2 separate regions of the Homo sapiens genome follow, and region 2 is linked to region 1. Evidence: read pairs that join two places in POLR2A ChIA-PET (ENCODE). Cell type or tissue: IMR-90. All regions are shown on one strand. Links, peaks and the distances in the headings refer to the core of each region. The heading gives the core; the rest is flanking DNA.

What was found. ChIA-PET counts read pairs that join two places held together with the same protein. Peaks named below come from ENCODE experiments on the same cell type or tissue, not always from the same donor. Only the 100,000 strongest peaks of a DNase experiment are listed, where the experiment ranks them.
Region 2: POLR2A ChIA-PET joins it to region 1 with 12 read pairs; 1 of 35 experiments calls an interaction of 5 or more read pairs at or near these places.

The regions. Positions count from the first base shown.
Region 1 is chr15:40,949,054-40,956,784 of GRCh38, reverse strand. It overlaps CHAC1 (ChaC glutathione specific gamma-glutamylcyclotransferase 1), which reads right to left and starts at 3,314. Exons shown (of 3, transcript NM_024111.6): 1 at 2,971-3,314; 2 at 2,522-2,557; 3 at 273-1,412. The coding sequence starts at 3,201. The coding sequence ends at 1,011. RefSeq lists enhancers at 536-1,086, 3,512-4,105 and a silencer at 3,581-3,840. In IMR-90, for the core only: no CTCF peak of the experiment used is centred there; DNase peaks (open chromatin) are centred at 3,464 and 3,844; H3K4me3 peaks cover 2,903 bases; H3K27ac peaks cover 2,036 bases.
Region 2 is chr15:41,776,578-41,784,308 of GRCh38, reverse strand. All of the region lies in intron 2 of MAPKBP1 (mitogen-activated protein kinase binding protein 1), which reads right to left. Among named protein-coding and RNA genes, the nearest start is that of MAPKBP1, 6.0 kb to the right of the region's middle. In IMR-90, for the core only: no CTCF peak of the experiment used is centred there; a DNase peak (open chromatin) is centred at 3,828; H3K27ac peaks cover 1,047 bases.

The DNA.
Region 1 (7,731 bases), core at 1,318-6,317:
GTGGCAAGGACACTGCTCACAGGGCTGCCAAGTAGAGCATGAGCTGAATTCTGCACAACTCAGGGGGTACTATTTGCATGCGTAAGGCATGAACTGTACCCATGAGAGTGATGTCACCTGCTAATTCTGCCTGCCCAGCTGCCCCTCCTGGGAAGAGAGGGAAGGAGAGGAAGAGGGAGCCCTTTCCCCTCTTAGGAGCCTTCCAGGGCATCACCACCTCACTTGCCCCAAACCCCCATCTGAGAAAGAACCACATTCCGGCACAGCACAGATAAAGAGATAGTTTTATGGGTAACAGTATGGGACAGACTGGGAAGGTTGCCAGGGCCTGTAGTGATGAGCTTCCCAGGAATAGACCAACACACAGGCAGGAGTGGCCCAGACAGACAAGTAGATAGACAGACAGACAGAGGGACAAGAAAACAACCAAGTGGGTAAGAGGCCCAGGCCAGGCTCAGCAGCTGTGTCCAGGCATCAGCTCCAGCTCTGCTCTGGGGAACTGGTGGAGGAGAAGGGCTGGCCGGGGCCTCAGTCCTTACAGGGCTCCTTCTCCTCATGCCCTACTATCCCTCATCCAGCCTGCTGGGATCCTTGGCAGGTGGAATTCCCAGGGCTATGGATGGCTGGGCTGAGTGAGCAGAGGATCGAGGCTCTTGGAGACTCCCTGGGGAGGTGGAGGCCTGGGTGGTGTGGGGTTAGCAGCAGCACTGGGGGGAATCTGGTCAAGTTCCAGGATGGGGCCACTGCTCAGCAGGGCCCCTGTGTCCAGGGCAGGCCCTCCACCTGCCCACCACACCAACATGGTGCAATAAATAAAGTTTCAAGTAGTAAGTCAGTGTCAAGCAGGAGAGCTGCAGGCTGGCAGACAGGCAGGGACTGAGAAAGAGAAGCCTCCAGCCACCCACCATATCTGCTCAGTGGGCTCAAGCGGTCGCAAGTCTGTCTTGTGCACTGGAGTGGGTGTCTGGCCCTGATGTCCACATGAGCACTCCCCGCAGGGGCTCAGCCCCTCACACCAGCGCCAGAGCCTGCTCGGTGGGGCAGAAGCAGGGCAACATGGTGCCCACAGCGTCCACGATGGCTGCCAGGTGCTCGTCCTGCGCCTGAGGCCCACAGAGCTGCATGAAGTCTGCCAGACGCAGCAAGTATTCAAGGTTGTGGCCGGAGAAGCCCCGGCAGGCCAGGATCTGCGTGGCAATGGCCTCTTCAGGCGCAGGGCCCAGGTAACCAGGGTTCTGTGGGGTGGCCACATAGGCCAATGCCTTCAGTGGTTGGTCAGGAGCATCTTGGGGATAGAAGGTGACCTCCTTGGTATCGTAGCCACCAAGCACTGCCTCTCGCACATTCAGGTACTTCAGGGCCTTGCTTACCTGCTCCCCTTGCACTTGGTATGCCACGCCCCAAGTGCAGCCCTGGGAAGAAATAGGGACACCCGGGGTCAGTCATGACAGCTCCTTGCTGCTCCCTCTCCTATCCTAACATGCCACCCCCACCCAGGACTGTGCTCTATAAGGGAGGCTGTGGTCGGCTGATGAGCCATCTGGTGGCAGTACCTCAAGCCCTTGTACTCTCTTTGTTAAGAACAGTTGAAAGGCCAGGCGTGGTGGCTCATGCTTGTAATCCCAACACTTTGAGAGGCCAAGGCAGGTGGATCACTTCAGGTCAGGTGTTCGAGACCGGCCTGGCCAAAATGGTGAAACCCCATCTCTACTAAAAATACAAAAATTAGCCAGGCATGGTGGCGTACGCCTGTAACCCAGCTACTCGGGAGGGTGAGGCAGTAGAATCGTTTGAACCCAGGAGGTGGAGGTTGCAGTGACTTCAGCCTGGGTGACAAGGGTAAGACTCCGTCTTAAAAAAAAAAAAAAAGGCATAGTTGAGGCCAGGTGCAGTAGCTCATGCCTGTAATCCCAGCATTTTGGGAGGCTGAGGGTGGGCAGATCACTTGAGATCAGGAGTTCCAGACCAGCCTGGCCAATATGGTGAAACTCCGTCTCTACTAAAAATACAAAAATTAGCTGAGTGTGGTAGCGCATGCCTGTAATCCCAGCTACTCGGGAGGCTGAGGTGGGAGAATCGCTTGAATCTGGAAGGCAGATGTTGCAGTGAGCCAAGATTGCATCACTGCACTCCAGCCTGGGCAACAGAGCAAGACTCTGTCTCAAAAACAAACAAACAAAACAACAACAACAACAACAAAAAAAAAAAACAGTTGACAAAGTGGTCTAGTACCAGGGAAGACAGGATTCCTCCTCAAAGTGTGGTCCAGGATGTGGTGGCATCACCTGTAAGCTAGTTAGGAATGCTGTGTCTCAGGACCCATTCTCATGCTACTGAACTAAAATCTGCATTCTAACAAGATCCTCATGTGATTTGGTGAGAAGCACTGAGCTAGAACACGTTTCTACTCTGCCAGAGAAGCATCAGACAGAGCTAGCCTGCAGCCAAGAGCCTATGAGCTCTCTCTGCTGGTCCCCCTTCACACTGGGCCAGGGTTCCCCTTCATGATTCGGGCACTTACCTCATGATCTTCAAGGAGCGTCACCACACGGCCAGGCTAGGGAGGGAAGAAATATTTTGAAATAGACAAGTTAGAAATCAGCTCTGCCATCAGCAAGGAAACCTTTATCAATCCCGCTGACCCGGGCCTCCAAGTGCCCCACTCTGCATGCTGAGTCCCATTCATGCAGGGGAAGGTGGGGGAGCGATGCACGGATGTAGGAGAAACGTCCAGAAACACTGACATGTCAGTGGTCCCAGTTGGTGATCAACACAGGGATCCACAGGTTCACAGACTCCAGCCATCACAGTGATGCACTGGGCACATACATTTAAATGAGCCACAAACCCCAGACACAGGTTTACACATTTCTTTCTATTGGCCCAGAGAGCCCCGGACATTCCAGGGCACTGGCGCCCAGTATCCCGCCCCCAACCCCCTCACTCCCCTGGGCACGGTTGGATGCTCACCATCTTGTCGCTGCCCCGATGGAAGGTGTCTCCCTGCCAGAAACGGCGGCTGTAGCCGCGCACGAAGCCCACACGGCTGTCGCTGTAGGCGAAGTCGGGCCTCCACACCAGGGAGCCGTACCCGAAAATCCACAGCGCTTGAGGGTCGCCGTCGTTTCGGGGGAACTGAGCGGACGGCGTAGGGGACTGCGAGGTGGGCGGGGTGTTCGGGGCTGCAGACTCCTGCTTCATGGTGCCTGGCACAGGGATAGGCCCAGGCGGCCTCCGGGGCTGGTCTCCGGCGTGGGCACGGAAAGACCGACGGACGCACACACCTGGCCTGGCACCGCTCGGTAGCTCCAGCTGAGCGCCCCCCATGGAGGCGCCCTTTAAACCTTCTTGCCGGGAGACCACGCCCACCGCGGCCAGCTGCCGCGGTGATTGGGGTGGGGCAAATCCCCTTTTGGCCAATCAACTTCGGATTCTGCTTCTCACTTAACCGCGCCGCGGGCCCAGCGCGCCCGCTGATTGGTTCAGCTCCACCTCTGTGGCAAACCTGGCAGGAGTGATGCAACGGCAGGGGAGGTTTCTCCAGCGCCGGCATGCAGCAAGGGCGCCTCGGATTGCGTCAGGCGGCGGGCAGGGGGCACCCGCCGGGCCCAGGGCGGGCACCGGGCGGGCGTCTCCCCAGCCGCCCCCTCATGACCTGGGCCCCTTGGAGGTACGGCGAGCGAGTCCCAGGCGGTGTCAGCCCAGCCTTGCCGCTAGTGCATCTGGCCGAGTCCCTGCCAGCCTAGGCGGCACAGACTCAGTCCCAAGTCGAGTCCAGGGCACGTCCAGAAGGAGCGCTCTGGGCGTCGTAAACTTCCGTCTCTGGGGCCCCTCCTGAGATCATGCACTGCGGGAAAGCTGTCGGAGGCACCGTCCGCATTCCGCTCAAGTGCCTCACGCCGTTGGCCATTGTGAGCAAATGGAGAAACTGGGCCACGGGGCTGCAGGGGGTTCTGCAGAGACTGCGGGGCTGAGTTAGGTAGGCCAGGCGCCCGGAGCTTGCAGGCCTCACATGGGCTACGCCCCGGACCAGGTGTGGGACCCCTCGAGCCCAGGTAGGCTCGGGGAAGAGCCTGTTAGAGCGCTTGGACCGACCGGCAGTCACTTTGGAGGTGGTGGCTGCACCTGCGGAGAAAGGCTATAAAGATGCAAAAGCCAGGCTAGTCTTGCCCCCAAGGCGATGGGTTTAATTCTTCCTGGACGTGAGATTTTGCAGCAATGATTAATCCATAGGCACAAGGTTCCGGGAGCAGCGGGCAAGGAGGGCCCAGTGAGGCCCCCACAAGACTATGGCCAGCTACTGGTCTTCTCCCTCGGCTTCTGGCCTCCCAGCCGAGTCCACAGGCCGCCGGGGGTTGACCCAATACGCAGCAAGGGACTGCCCTCAGGGGATGTCACTGACTGTAAAAGGGAAACAGAGGCAGCTGAAGGCCTTCTCTCTAAACTGGCCAGGAGATGGCTGGCAGGGGCAATGTGCAACATGGCTTCTCATTCGATTCTAATTCAATATTTAAACTAAACGTGATCTTCACACTTCACATATTCATTCCGAAGGTGTCGCAGATATAAGTGGGAAACTTGCACAACAGTGTGTATAGTACAAAGCTATTTCTTTAAAAACAAAAAGTATTCGTGTAATAAATAATCTGGAAGAATATACCTAAACAGTTAGCAGAGGCTGGCACCAGAGGAGGACTTTCAGTATCAAACTTAAACAGTAATGAAAAAGTCTGGATTTTTACAGGGAGCATGAATTACTTTTCCAATCAGGAAAAAAAAAAAATTACCAGCAAATGGTCCTTTCTGGTTATTCCTTTCTTTTTCGCTTTCTCTCCATTTCCCACATTCAGTCTCCCTCTTCTCTTCTATCCTGTCCCCTTTCGTTCATATGAGCACCTCCTTTGTTGGTAGCTTCTTAGAAGAATGTCCTCTTTTCCACTCACCAGCTGTGGGTTGTAGTCCGGGAAGTGGGAAACTGGTATCCACATATTGCTGAAGTATCTGAATTGGCACAAACAACCCTTTGAGAAAGCAGCTTGGTGATACAAGTCAAGAATCACAAAATATCCCTGCCCTTTGACCCAATACTCCTTCAGGAAATTATTCAAAATACGGGAAAAGCCATATGCCTGAAGATTTTCAATGCATTGTTACTTTTTTTTTTTTTTTTTTTTTTTTTTTTTTTTTTTGAGGTGGAGTCTCTCTCTGTTGCCCAGGCTGGAGTGCAGTGGCACAATCTCGGCTCACTGCAACCTCCGCCTCCCAGGTTCAAGCGATTCTCCTGCCTGAGCCTCCCGAGTAGCTGGGACTACAGGCACCTGCCACCACGCCTGGATAATTTTTGTATTTTTAGTAGACACGAGGTTTCGCCATATTGGCCAGGCTGATCTCAAACTCCTGATTTTGTGATCCGCCCACCTTGGCCTCCCAAAGTGCTGAGATTACAGGCGTGAGCCACCACGCCCGACCTTTACATATTATAGCAAAAACAAAAGAAGAAAAACTACTTAAATATCCAAAATTAGCTAAATGTTTAAGGAAATTATGTCAATTTACCATTCACATGACAGAAAAATGTGCACATACACACACACACAAACACAAAGAAAACAACCTAAATACCCAGCAATAGATAATTAGTTACATAAATATGATATAGTCCATTAAATTTGTGCAGACATTAGAAACAATATGTATGTTGGGCCGGGTGCAGTGGCTCACGCCAGTAGTCTTAGCACTATGGGAGGCCAAGGTGGGCAGACTGCCTGAGCTCAGGAGTTCGAGACCAGCCTGGGCAACATGGTGAAACCCCGTCTCTTCTAAAAATACAAAAAAAATTAGCCGGGCATGGTGGCAGGTGCCTGAAATCCCAGTTACTCGGGAGGCTGAGGCAGGAGAATTACTTCAACCCAGGAGGCAGAGGTTGCAGTGAGCCAAGATCCCACCACTGCAGTCCAGCCTGGGCAACAGAGCACGAGTTTGTCTCGGGAAACAAACAAACAAAACAAACAAAAAAAACGTAGTAAACATGTGTATGATTGCATATTAAGGCAAAAATGCAAAATATAAATTTTCACATGAACTATGATTAAAACTTAAAAACAGTAACAATAAAGATAGGGAGGCAGCAAATACTAGTGTGTTGGGATTGTGAGCAATTCTTTCCTCTATTTTCCAAGTTTTATGAAAAGTAATTTTTAAATAATAATAAGTTAATTTTTGCTGGGCGTGGTGGTTCACACCTGTAATCTCAGCACTTTGGGAGGCCAAGCAGGAGGATCACTTGAGCTCAGGAGTTTGAGACCAGCCTGGGAAACATAATGAAACCTCATCTCTACAAAAAAATTTTTAAAAATTAGCCGGGCTTAGCAACATGCACCTGTAGTCCCAGCTACTCAGGAGACCGAGGCAGGAGGGTTGCTTGAGCCCAGGAGGTCGAGGCTGTAGTGAGCCATGATTGTGCCACTGCTCTCTAACCTGGGCAACAGAGCAAGATCCTGTCTAAAAAAAAAAAAAAAAGTTACTTTTAAAGAGTCATTAGTGGTTTTCTGGAGGGGGAGGGATGGATAGCATACCTGAAACATTTAGGGAACATTTTCATGATGCCCGTTCTCAGACCTCCTCCCACCCTGACCAAAGTCCCAGTGTTTCATAACTCTTTTGGCAATGTCCTCAATAACCTGATCTTGCTCCTGGCAGAGTCAGACACTCCCTCCTCTACACTCCCACAACACTTTACGCCACTGCAGTTTACTTATCTGTCCCTTCCAACTCGTGCTTACAACAGAAACACTCATTTATTATGTGTATAACATGTGCCAGGCAATTTGCTAAACGCCTTTACATCATCCATTCTAATTACACATTTCTTCACTACTTTGTGAGGTAAATATCATTTCACAGATAAGCATGCAGGAAAGCTAGGTAAACCCTGTTGGTGACGTGGCAGAAAGTAGTGGAGCCTGGATCTGAAGGCAGCTGGGCCAGCTCCAGAGCCTCCTTGCTGGGAATCGTTTGCGTCCTGCCTCTCACTCACCTGAGCACTTCCCCAGAGTATGGTTCATGGTTGAAGGCCCAAGAGAACCAACACAAGCCAGGCATGTGGAAGATCCTCCACAAATATAGGTAGAATAAGTGAGGCTATTGCTTGGAAAAGGCCAGGGCTATATCCCATGTCCTGTGTAACACAAGTTCAACCTTGACCCTCAAAATAGGAATCTCCACAGAAGCTGGCCCAGGGGATCTGCAATGTCTCCCTGGGAACATGTCTTTCCTGTTCCCATTCCTTGCTTATTCTTGCCAACAACATCTGTCTCTTTTCCTCCCAGCAGGACACTCCCAGGCAGCAAACCACTCACTTAGCTGGTTCCTCTCTGTAACTTCAACGGCAAACCCTTCCCGTCTTTCCTTCTAACGCCCCACAGGAAGGGGCCGCCGATGTCATACCCACAGAGGTGCCAGTTTATGAGCAGCGATGGGCCCAGGCATCACCTCCACCTTGCAGAGTCGCACATGATGTGCACGTGATGTGCACGTGGTGGTTTCCTTTTTTAGATCTTTCCCAAATTAACGTTTCCTTGTTGTTCCCCTCCAGGTGGCTACCTCTCATCTCCTGAGGATCTGTTCCTTCTCTCTTCTCTTACCAGAGATTGGCATCACCTCCTGGTGTTAGTCAGCATGTTTATCTGAAACAGTGGAAGGCTGTTGTAGGAGCTAGGGAATGATGCTAAT
Region 2 (7,731 bases), core at 1,384-6,383, 830 kb before region 1:
TGAGGCAGTATCTCAGTGACAGCTGCTGTACGGGCCTTACAAGAGAACCCAAAGCAGCCTGGAGAAAGAACATCATAAGCAGAAAGGACATGTTGAGAAAAGTCAGCAGCAGGTTATTATGTTATATGAAAACAATCATGGCATACAAAGATACTGTGCCCTCTCAAACAGAAGCCAACCAATGAATGTCAGGGTAATGGAGGTAGGCCTGCATGTTACAAGTTTAGTCCTGACAAGCAGCTGCTTGCTTTTCTCCAAAGCAGTAGCGTAGAGGTGCAAGAATCAGAGTTTCTTTTTTTTGAGACGGAGTTTTGCTCTGTCACCCAGGCTGGAGTGCAGTGGCGCGATCTCGGCTCACTGTAAGCTCTGCCTCCCGGGTTCACGCCATTCTCCTGCCTCAGCCTCCTGAGTAGCTGGGGCTACAGGCACCCGCGACCACGCCCAGCTGATTTTTTGTGTTTTTAGTAGAGACGGGGTTTCACCATGTTAGCCAGGATGGTCTTGATCTCCTGATCTCGTGATCCACCCGCCTCGGCCTCCCAAAGTGCTGGGATTATAGGCGTGAGGCCAAGAATCAGTTTCTGAGCATGCTCCCAGCTACGCGCCCACAACTGCAAACTGCCTATGGGCTGTTCTCCATCCAATCCATCTGGCTTGGGGCTCCCTCTGCTCAGGACAAACTGAGGGAGTACAGGGAAGCAGAGGCCTTTAGACCTCATACTTTTGCACCTATAATGTTATCACAATGCCTATTTGAGATAAGAAATAAAAAGAACAGACATTCGAGATTAGGCAAGACAAGGTACTTGCTCAAAGAACTTTGCAACCTGGAGCCAGCATGGCCACATGGAGTCAGGCAGGCAAGTGACCTCATTTCTGCTCATGTTCAAATTAACTCATCAACCAACTGTCATCATCCAGGTCAGCCTGGACATGGGACATTTTAAGTCCATTTTTTCCCAACTGGAAGAGGTATTTCCACCAGCTACTCTCCACAGCTTCAAAAACAAGGTCAGTTGTATGCTAACAAGAGATAACAAAACAGTGGAATTCAGAGGAAAACAGGGAGAGACCTGAAAGAGCACCTCAAGAGCATGAGCTACAAAATCAACCAGCCAACAAAGAGCACAACAGTTTGAAGCCCCATGATACCCACACACAAAAACAACCAAGGCATCCGTCGGTCTGCCCTTCACTCCCCAACCAATCCCAAGAGAGAAGCAGCAACCGCTTGTGGCTTCTGGTCATCTGGAACCACACAGCTGCACCCTGCCAACCTGACATTCACATACCCACAGAACCAAGGTTGCACAGTTTCTGACAAGAACAGGCAGCAGAAACAAAAGTTCAGGAAATCTGGAGCTGGAGGTGGGAAGAGGAGTAAGGATATAGATGGACAAGGGTTACTGAGTGATGGATCTAAAATAATAGTCTGAGAAATTCATTAAATTGACTTTTATAAGGAATGTTGGGGACAAAGTATTTTTTTTTTAAGGAACTGTCCCTTTTTTTTCCCCCTCTTTGGGAACTGTCCCTTTTTCTAAGCTGAGTGCATGATGTGCCCTTTGACTATGGCAATACTAGGCACACTTCTGCAGTCAGTGCCATGCTGTGCACATGAAGGCTCCCTGGGAGGAATGCAGAATAAAGATTAAGTGTGGGCCCTGGAGTTCAGAAAGCCTCTATTTGAATTCTTGCTTAGCCACTCACTGGCTATGTAACTACCAGCTACTCACCTGACCTCTCTTATCATTAGTTTTCTTAACTACAAAATGGGGTGGTAATAGTATTTATGGTAGACTTCTGTAAAACTTGAATAAGATAGTATATGTAAAATGCTTAGCACAGTGCCTAGTACATCCTCACCCACCCTGATGACAACATTCGCATCACGTCCCTCAGAAACTGCCAATACCTTACCATTGTTCTATTTTTTCACTTGGGCAGTGGTTACACGGGGAAATCATTTATCATTATTTATAATACAATATTATATTTGTACACTCTCTTAATGTCTGTTGTATTTCATAATTTTTTTTTTTTTTTTTTGAGACAGAGCCTCGCTATCTCCCAGGCTGGAGGGCAGTGGCGCGATCTCAGCTCACTGCAAGCTCCGCATCCCGAGTTCACACCATTCTCCTGCCTCAGCCTCGCGAGTAGCTGGGCCTACAGGCGCCCGCCACCACGCCCAGCTAATTTTTTTTTTTTTTTTTTTTGTATTTTTAGTAGAGACAGGGTTTCACCGTGTTAGCCAGGATGGTCTCGATCTCCTGACCTCATGATCCGCCCGCCTCGGCCTCCCAAAATGCTAGGATTACAGGCATGAGCCACTGCGCCCGGCCTGTATTTCATAATTTTTTAAAGTCTTGTTTTCTTAAGTGCTAGCATCTGTAACAGCATCAGCCAAACTTATGAAGAAAAGACCAGAAGAGCCACTAAAGGAAGATGGGTCTCAAAGGCTGATGAGAACTGTGATAAATAAGGAGCAACACTCAAATCCTGAACCACCAAATAAACTTTCTTCTCAGGATTTCTCCAAAAGAACATTTGACAAAGTGGAAAAAAAAAAATCAGCCATATGGTTTCACAAAGGGTTGTTCTAAGATCTTCAAGTAAATTAAAATCTCAATTATAAACAGAGGGGCAGACAGTTTTTGTTTGTTTTTAAGATGGGGTCTCACTCTGTTGCCCAGGCTGGAATACAGTGGTGCCATCATAGCTCACTGCAGCCTCAAACTCCTGGGCTCGAGCAATCATCCCGCCTCAGCCTCCTAAGATGCTGGGGCTATAGGTGTGCACCACCATGCCCGGCATAGCAGGGAAAGGAAAATATCTTTAGCTTCATTACAGTTTTAGGAGGAGAGATAAGGCATATAAACTTTAAAATCCCAGCAAGAAAAAAAAAAAAACAAAAAAACCCACAGCATTGTTTTACCAAATAGGGAAGCAACCAAAAAAAGCATTGCACACTTTTGGAGGCCGAGGCAGGCAGATCACTTGAGGTCAGGAGTTCGAGACCAGCCTGGCCAACATGTTGAAATCCTGTCTCTACTGAAAAAACAAAAAGTAGCCAGGCATGGTGGCACATGCCTGTAATCCCAGCTACTCGGGAGGCTGAGGCAAGAGAATCACTTGAACCCGGGAGGTGGAGGTTGCAGTGAGCTGAGATCACGCCACTGCACTTCAGCCTAGGTGACAGAGTGAGACTCTGTCTCAAAAAAGAAAAAAGGAAAAAAAAAAAAGCAAAAAAAAAGCATTGCAAACATTGTGACAAAATGAGAGGGGGGAATTTACTCCCTTGAAATCTAGGAGGAGCTATCCATACTGTAAACTCATTCTTCTGTTAAGTGTCCTTCAAAACCAGAGGAAAATAATGTGACCAATGAAGAAGCACTGGACCTGTTGCTATAACTGTTGAAAGGAAGGAAGGAAGGATTTGGAAAATCTGGACATTCAAAAATACCAACGCTAAAAATCCACACTACCCAGTCTGGCTGTCATACTCACTTTTATTTCTTGCCTTCCTCACCAACTTTTTTTTTTTTTTTTAAGGTAACAGAAGTTAAAGTAAAATCCACAAATGGGGTAATAAACACCCAAGAAGGTAGGCAGGTCTCATTCTATACCTCTACTGAGAATTGCTATGAAAAGGAAGCTGCCAGAAAACCTGGCTTTGTCCTGCATTAAACAATGGAGCCCAGAGGAGACGCTTAGCCTGGAGCAGTGGGAACATGAAGTATAATATAACAAATCCTTCTGAAAACACTGTAGCTTTATTTCTTTAACAACACTGCAGTCTGAACATGAAGTAAAACCAACGGATACTCTGAGGATGAGTGGGACAGACCATGTGCTCAGAGAAGCTTAGTTTGAATAAACATAGCCCCAATTTCAAACCTTGGACTGTTTTCTCCAAACAAAGGGTCAGTGATAACAGCATCAAGCCCAACTTCAGACTCAGAGGGTTGGTGGGGAGGTTACAGATGTCAGGCTGAAGCCTCATTTCTACCTGTTTTTTCATCAGTCAAGAAATGAAAATACACAGGTGACAAATGAAAGACATTCAAAATACCAGCAGGAAATAAGACATTGACTCAAATCCAAGAAGGGAACCTGCCCTAAATTGCAAACTGAAAGAGAGAAAAACTTGGAAAGCAGTAGTGCTCTTCCACTTTGAAATGAGTGAGGCCAAGTAGGTGAGAGGAGGTTTCGAAAGACAACTCCCAGCCTGAAGAGGCTGGGCTATTTTTAGACAGTAAATGAAGAGGTGTTGGGTCCAGGGAGAGAAGCATCCTCTCTCTCCAGTGAGAATCACTTTGAAGGCTGAGGGCAGCTGCAGGCACCGGAAGGAGGGATGAAATGGTGATCAAAGAAACAAAACTAGGAGAACATTGACATTTTTCATTGTATACCACCTGTTGTGAGGATCTCAAGACACTTCACAAGCCTTATTTCAAGAGACCTCAGAGACAGAAAATTCAACAAGAGCTTTGAAGGTCATTCACAAAGGCTGGTGAGGGGCATAGCTGCTGGCCACAGGGACATCCACTCTTAGTCATCTATTCTATGTGGAGAACTCAGAGCGTGTGTATTGAACACTAAGAAATGACTGGAGCCTGGCGCAGAGGCAAGCACCACTAGTCCCAGCTACTCAGAAAGGCAGGGGCTGGGCATGGTGGCTCATGCCTGTAATCCCAGCACTTTGGGAGGCTGTGGCAGGAGGAGCCCTTGAGGCCAGAAGTTTGAGACCAGCCTGAGCAACATCGTAAGACTCTGTCTCTACAAAAAACAAAAATAACTGGCCGGGCGTGGTGGCTCATACCTGTAATCCCAGCACTTTGGGAGGCTGAGGCAGGCAGATCACGAGGTCAGGAGTTTGAGACCAGCCTGACCAACATGGTGAAACACCGTTTCTACTAAAAATAAAAAAATTAGCCCGGCGTGGTGGCACGCGCCTGTAATCCCAGCTACTCAGGAGGCTGAGGCAGGAGAATCGCTTGAACCCGGGAGGCAGAGTTTGCAGTGAGCCGAGATCACGCCACTGTACTCCAGCCTGGGCAACAGAGCAAGACTCCGTCTCGAAAAAAATGAGTATGTTTCCCCAATACCAAATCATATATGCGTTCAAACACTGAGCAAAAGCTGAAATTAGAGTATTGCCACTTTTTCTCCTTCATGAAACCCACCCAACCAAACTCTTCTTAGAGTCACTTCTCAAAAGGCTCGAAGTACCACCACACAACTATACAGGAAAAAAACTTGGGGAAACAAATAGAGAAAGAAGAATTAGATTTACAATTAAAAAAACACAACTAGAAGAAAGTCATCTTACCCATTGTTTCCAGAAGGAATAATATAACCTAGATCAGATTAATGGCTCTTAAGGAGGAGGACGATCTCAATACCTCCTTCAGTTACTTTTTAAAAATCTAGCAACCCTCCAGCACAGACAATCCTTTTGTAACCCTAACTTAAATCTTGCCTGCTGGGCTTTGGTCCATTTCTATCCTTTGTCCTTGAAAACAAGCCCAGCTCCCTCCACATAAAAATCTTTCAGAAACTTTCAGAGGAGGAGGGTTAGCTATCAAGAACACATACATTTGCTTCTTAAGGAAAACACAGCCCAACTTAGAGATGAGAGGCAGGAAATGACAAGTCTACAGGATTTGAACTTGGGTATTTACTGATAACTTCAAGTCACACTTCACCAAGACTAAGCTGATTTAGCATAAAACTTTAAATCAGTCTTTTCCAATGTACTCCACTGAAGAGACTCCCCTCCCTCTGAAAAAGCTTAATAAAAATCTCAGCACTCATCTACTCTTTGATGTAACTTAAATCTCCACCTCCACTGGCTCTCTCACACCAGCTTTTAGCCATATTTTTAACTAGGTCTCCCCTGAATTAAGAACCCTTTACTGAGCACTGCTTTCTGCATACGTGGACTTCTTCTCTCTTATGTTCTTCACACCTAATTAGGCTGCATCTCTACTTCTTTGTCACCATTTTATTAATCGTAGTTTTGATCTCTCTTCTAAAGAGGTCATAAATTCCTCCTGATTATTTTATTCACCTGGATGTCCAAGTTTATCCCGCACTATATTTGACATCTTTAAATTAGTCTCATTTATTTTTTTTAGTACTTACTGCCTATCTTACACTGTCCTAAACGGTGTGATGTAAAGGAAATAAAGAGCATGACCCCGATCCTTAGGAAATGAAGACATACATAAAATAACAATAAGATATTGGTTTCAAGGTGGGGGACTAGTCACAGAAAGCCCTGTGGCTCTGATAAATACAGAATTGGACCTAAAAATAAGTGTACAATTTGGTGTAAAGGAGAAGGCTACTTTAGATAGAAAGAACAGTATAATTCAAAGCAGGAGGCCATCTGAAGTAAGAGCTGCATAAAAGCTTTCTGACATTTCCTTCTTTGCCCCCCAAAAGGGGCATGTACCTTTTTGTCTTCAAATTTTATTTGAGAATTAGCTATCCATGAATCACAAATTTCCTGTTATCATGATTACTCACAGCCACCACATGTTAGAGCAACTCACAGAGCTTAATACACTAGAGTAATCACAAGGCAGGCTTTTAGAATAATCTCAGGTAGAGACCTTTTACTAAGGAGTGTGGGGAGTCTGGCATCTCTAGGGTCCTGGGCGCACAAAGACAGCTACTCCTCTTGGGTGCTAAAGATATGCACCAGTCATTTTGCTGCCAGACCATTCAAGGGTCATTCAACTTCAGCTAAGTATTTCTTTCATACACAGCTTCAGGACAGACAAAGCCATCTAAAGCAGTCTGAAGCACTGAATTCCTATTTTAAACAGGGAATGGTAAATGGTCTTGCCAGGGATGCCCCTTTTCCACTGTTTTCCTGGAGAGCTCTTCTCCACCTGCCTTAGGACTCACAGTTCAAGCATCCCTTCCTCTGTGAAGCCTTTCCTTTTTTTTTTTTTTTTGAGACGGAGTCTTGCTCTGTTACCCAGGCTAGAGTGCACTGGCAGGATCTGAGCTCACTGCAACCTCAGCCTCCCGGGTTCAGGCGAGTCTCCTGCCTCAGCCTCCCGAGTAGCTGGGATTACAGACATGCACCACCACGCCCGGCTAATTTTTGTATTTTTAGTAGAGATGAGGTTTCACCATCTTGACCAGGCTGGTTTCGAACTCCTGACCTAGTGATCCATCCGCCTTGGCCTCCCAAAGTGCTGGGATTACAGGGGTGAGCCACCATGCCTGGCCTGTGAAGCCTTTCCTAATTCCTCTGAACTGACTTAGGTCGCCTCCCCTGTGCTTCCATTAACAACGTACACATACTTCTACAGCAGCACTTACCACACCGTGTTTTAATTGTTTACATGTCTGACTAGCCATAAGCTCTTTGATGGCAAGGGTAATGTTTTACCCATCACTGATTGCACACTTCATAGGCACTCAATAAACACTTGTTAAATGCATTAATAATGGATGATATTGGAAGTCTTAAAGAATGGCAACTATACTTTCTGGATTCCAGACCAAAATTACAGTAAGAATTAACAATGAAGGCTAAACTCTCATTATATGTTTCTACTACATATATCATTCCTGGCCAGAAAAAGAGGCCAAAGATTGGAGAAGATTGCTCTAACAGTGCTGGTCACTGCCAAGCTACCAGCCAAGAATAAGAGCACTTGCAGTATTAAGAATGAACAGAGTCATATCTAAGGCAATTTCTACATTTCA